Regions from separate parts of the Homo sapiens genome. Here region 2 is linked to region 1. Evidence: chromatin loops called from intact Hi-C (ENCODE). Cell type or tissue: endothelial cell of umbilical vein. All regions are shown on one strand.

Region 1 (2,500 bases):
TGAAGAAAAACATAGCCACTGTTGTAGCATGGAGAGGCCAGGGATACTGGGTGCCACAGGGGGATTCTGGAAGAAGGAGAGACTAGATTTGGGGAAAGAACCATCTGTCTCTGCAAAAGGCCCCAACTTTCCTTCAAAAACTTATTTTCTATTAGGCCTTTGCCCAAACTTAACAACAGATATTTATGTAAAACTGCCTATGTGCCAGGCACTCTTCTAAGTGCTTTACATAGAATCCTAACAACAGTCCAATGAAACAAGTACCATTATCATCCCCATTTTATAGATGCAGATGCTAAGAACTAGAAGGATGAAGAAGTCCAGAGAGTCTCAAAACTGCTTGGGATTTATATCAGTACCTCTAGGAAATGTGTTAAAATGTAAATTCACATCCTCCAGGATTAGGCAAAGTAACTAAGAAAAAAGAAAATTGAGGACTGACAAGAAGACCAAAGGTGGAACCCTGAGAAACAGCAGCTACATTTATGGGACAGATGGAGGAAGAATTGACCTCAGGGTGTGGTGTGAGAAGGTAGCAGGAGAGCCAAGGCAGGGTGCTGTCTTGGCCATTCAGGGAAGGGTGTTCAAATAATGAGGTCACGTCAACCATTTCAGGAAGGTATTGGGAAGTGTTTGCTGGGATTGGCAATTAGCAGGTCACTTACAACTTTGTTGAGAAGAGTTTTAGTGTCGTGCTGGGGAAAGAATAATGGTCTCATCCTCAAATACCTTGTAAGACCCTTGAAGGAATCTCTCTCTCTCTCTCTCTCTCTCTCTCTCTGCGTCTGTTATCTTTGACCAGGCTTATACACAGTAAGTGCTCATTTTGCTGATTTTGCCATTGCTGACAAAGATAATGACATTCTACTATTGCTGTTATGAAGTCAAGAGCAAAAGATGGTGTGTATGTGAGTTGAGATTTCGAAAATATGGGTGCAGGAGGCAATTACCCCTCAATTTCAGTTAGGTAGGAAAGGGGGCAGGCAGACAGAGCTTCCTGCATTGCAGAGAGAGATGACCACAGGATGCCCCATAGACAGAGACCAACTCTACTCAGCCAGAGAGAGAAACTGCAGTTCTCCGATAGTAAATGCAGTTGTCCCCTCTTATGGAGACTCAGCTGCCAAAAACTTAGGTGAAGGTTCAAGGTCACTGTGAACCCAGGGCCACCCTGAAATGCTGTCCATTTGTCTGCCTCTAGTCCTTTTTCGGCTTCTAAAGTCCAATCATTCTTTGCCCTTATAACCACTCTGGTGTGTCTTGGAGAGAAAACACAGTTCTTCACGGTTTGCCAGTAGTCGAGGGAGGAATCTGAAAGCTGACTGTTTCTCCCACAGCTTCAGGAGCATTAAAACTTCAAAAGAGGAACTATTTATGCTGTCATTACCACAGCGGTCACTTCTGCAGGATTTCTTTCTCTGATGCAGCACTGGTTGGACACACTTGGCCCAGGGCCGAGAGGGGAGAGGAGGGCGTTACAGAGACACTGAGTCATCCTGCCTCCTCCACGCCCTCCGCAGCTGCCCCTCACTGCACTTCCTCCTCCTCCTCAAGTTAAAGGTCAGCCTCTCATGCTCGTGCCAAGTTTTGCGAAACACACATACGCCAAAAAAAAAAAAAAAAAAAAAGGCTTCAGAAAGGGTAAATTTTTTAACATGAAAAGAAATAAGGAAAGCCTCCTTCAAAAATACATGCAAAAATAAGTAATCCTTCCCCCATACTACTTAATAACTCCAGAATGATAAAAATTTTCCAATTGTGAATATGTAAGGAATAAAATAAAAGGAATGAATGCCCCACTGTGTTAATGCAGCCCTTTTTAAAATGATCCTAATTTCTTCCAGAAGGCTCTGGAGGGTAGATTGCAAGGTTTGTCTTAATATAGAATTATTCCCTTCTCTCCGCTTGTCTTTAGAACCAGTGTGAACATGGTGATATTTTACAGTTGGCAACCTGTACTTCGCTGCTCAAAAATGCTGCATTCCAAGGGCTACAATCATGCATTGTGCATTTGAAATGCCTGTTGCTAAGAACAAATATCAACCCCAGGACGACCCCACTCAGCAGATCGGCCAACTCCCGCACAGAGCTGTTTCCCGACCTCTGGTCAGAGACAGGAAGCCCATTGGACCCTAGGCCCAGGCAAGTGCGGAGGGTTCCCAGGCAGGTGACATGGTAAAATGTAGACGACTAGCTCTCTGTCTGTCTTCAGGATAACGTCTGCCTCCCACCCTTCCTGGTCCCAGCTTAGGAATGTATGCAGCCCTTTTATGTGCATTGCCAGGAGGCTTGTGAAGTAGATTGGACAGAGGTTTTACAGCATTGTTCCTATTTAACTGATCAAGGACTGAACCTTGTAGTTTAACAACATGAAGTTGTACGGGAACAACTAAGCAGTTGCTGGACTAAAACCCTCAGCTTCCGAATCGCAGCCCCATTAAACTCACTTCCAGCCCCGTTGTACCCTCTTTCCCCATGAGGCCGCCCCAGTGGTGCTGAA
Region 2 (2,500 bases), 76 kb after region 1:
ATGCCACAGTGCCTGGAATTCCACTGTTAGAGGGATATTTCTGGGAGTTGAAGCACTATCTCCGATTCTGAGTCACTTGGCTTCAGTTACTTTTTTAAAGACAGTACAATGTTGTATTTAGATTTTTTTACCCATTTTTGTGAGTTTATTTATTTTAATAAATGAGTTGATCTCATTACATTTATTATTATAATACATTTGTCACAATTCTATCATCTTAAATAATTTCTTTTATTTATTGTTTCCTCTGTTTTCTGTGTAATCTGAATTTTAGTCCTAATAGTGGTTACCTCCTCGATTTTAAATAAGATGCTTAATTTTCTATTATCAATTAATCAGAAATCAAATAGTATCTATTATCTCCCAAATACAAAAGGTGAGAAAATTAATGATTTTCTATTTCCTCCCATTTCCTTTCCACCTACGCCTTAATCCCTATCAACAGACACTTGTTATTATGTTGTTGAATTTTTTTTCTTCCTTATGGCTGTATTATTATCATTATTGTTATTACTTTTACATTTGGTAAAATTTTTTTTTCTTTCATGGACTTCTTTTAAATGCAATAAAACTCTGGCTAGAGGCTACAGTTATCGTACATCAATATCTCTGCATGAATTAAATACTCAAGTTACTTTTTTTTTTGAGACAGAGTCTCACTCTGTCGCCCAGGCTGGAGTGCAGTGGTGCCATCTCAGCTCACTGCAGCCTCTGCCTCCCTGCCGGGTTCAAGGGATCCCCCCAGCTCAGCTTCCTGAGTAGCTGGGACTACAGGCGCGTGCCACCATGCCCTGCTAATTTTTTGTATTTTTTGGTAGAGACGGGTTTTCACATGTTGCCCAGGCTGTCAGATTACTTTCATTCATTGCAGTAGAGGCTCCTACAGGATGCAGGACAGTAAATAGGCTGGGGGTGGAGAAAACATAAAAAAGGAAATCGGATGACAGATGGGGAAATACATTGAAGGCGAATACCTACTTCTCTGTTTTGCCTTTTGTTGATCATAGAAACAAGGGGAAAACATAATGGAAACTAAATAAACATTCGCAGAGGGCACTAAGATTTCTGACGCTCTCATGGTACGGAAGAGGAGCAGTAAGACACACGTGTGTGGATAATCAAAGGTGAGGATGGTGGGTGGGTTGGCGCAAGAGGTGGGACGAGGGAGAGAAGTGCTGACCATTCCAGGGAGTCCTCTGCATCACTGCTTCTCAACATCACACTTTGAGAGGACTCTTCCAGCTCCAAAGCCCTGTCCACATCACGTCCTGTCCCCACGGTCACTCTGGCCAGGCAGGCCTCTCATTGTGAAATGGGGCCCTGCACACAAAAACAACAGCCTCGTGCTTGTGGCAGGCTGAATTCTTTCCAAAACTGCCCTGGGTTTCTTTATCTCAGCCCCTTGTGAGAACACAGGAAACTCTGCTTCCCCAATCCTGAAATATCTGCCTCAGGAAGGAAGGGATATTGTCTTTTCAGGGGCCTCTGTTTGGCTTGTGAGCCAGTTCGATAGCTTGCTTTGTAAATGCACTGCAAAAGCAAGCCCACTCAGACCTTCCTTGGAAATGGCATATTTGAAAGATAATGTCCAAATCTATTTAAACAGTGGGGGAAAAAGTTAGGTCATAAAACCAGTACCAACTTTGTACAAACTGGTCTAAACGCAATACTGGAGAGGTGTTTGGTTGTTTGGCTTGCTTTCGTTTGTTGATTTTTTTTGTTTGTATTGGCTAAGAATTGTTCAAAAGAAAAATCATTCAGTTTTTTTCTTCAACATTCTTGTCCTACTGAGGGAATAATTCGTTAATTCACCTTTCACTGGATCCAAATGGAATTCATTTTTTAGACTTTATAGAAAACATACAAACCCTCCACTAGTTCAATATTTTATGATTAATTTTTATAAACAAGTAGGCGATATCAGGACATCTTCAGAGATGAATATAATTGAATCCGAGTGCTCTCATGCTGACTATTAAAGGTTTCAATTTAAAATGTTTGCAAGAGACCAGGGATAGGACGAATCTCCAGCATTGCCTCACAGTGCCAGTGTCCTGGGCTTCTAGAAGCAGCAATGGTATCTGTGGTTGGCTGAGTTTTCTGGGCCATCAGCGTGATTTCTAAGCCGGACTCTGGTGCTCATCATGCTCCCACAAGCCTCAGATGGCTTTTATTTCACAGCAGACAACAAACCCATCTTTCTGTCAAAGGCCGTAGGTTGAGGTCCGGAAATGAATTTTTAAACTATGTCTTCAGGCCACTAAATTCCAAGGCCATTTCTCTTTCTCTCTATTCCTAAGGACCCATCACCACAGACCCCAGGTGTTATTTGTACACCAAACACAGCCGTGCAACTAAAGAAATAAAAATAAAAATAAAGGTTAAGCGCTCTTTGCCTCCCACTTCTAAAAGAAACTTCTGGGCAGTGTTTCTCAGTTATGAAATGTACGCTTCCCAGGAGCAGTCTCCGCGTTTTCCAGCGCCTTCCCTGCCTGCCCGG

What was found. Hi-C counts contacts between places; a loop is a spot of excess contacts. Peaks named below come from ENCODE experiments on the same cell type or tissue, not always from the same donor. Only the 100,000 strongest peaks of a DNase experiment are listed, where the experiment ranks them.
Region 2: it touches region 1 in a loop (8-fold over the local background); 6 of 110 quality-filtered maps call a loop at or near these places.

Annotation. Positions count from the first base shown.
Region 1 is chr13:40,401,086-40,403,585 of GRCh38, forward strand. The region is part of intron 6 of LINC00598 (long intergenic non-protein coding RNA 598); the gene reads right to left. Among named protein-coding and RNA genes, the nearest start is that of LINC00598, 79 kb to the right of the region's middle. In endothelial cell of umbilical vein, no CTCF peak of the experiment used is centred here; DNase peaks (open chromatin) are centred at 1,476 and 2,086; H3K27ac peaks cover 1,403 bases.
Region 2 is chr13:40,476,875-40,479,374 of GRCh38, forward strand. The region is part of intron 1 of LINC00598 (long intergenic non-protein coding RNA 598); the gene reads right to left. Among named protein-coding and RNA genes, the nearest start is that of LINC00598, 2.9 kb to the right of the region's middle. In endothelial cell of umbilical vein, no CTCF peak of the experiment used is centred here; a DNase peak (open chromatin) is centred at 1,437; H3K27ac peaks cover 2,032 bases.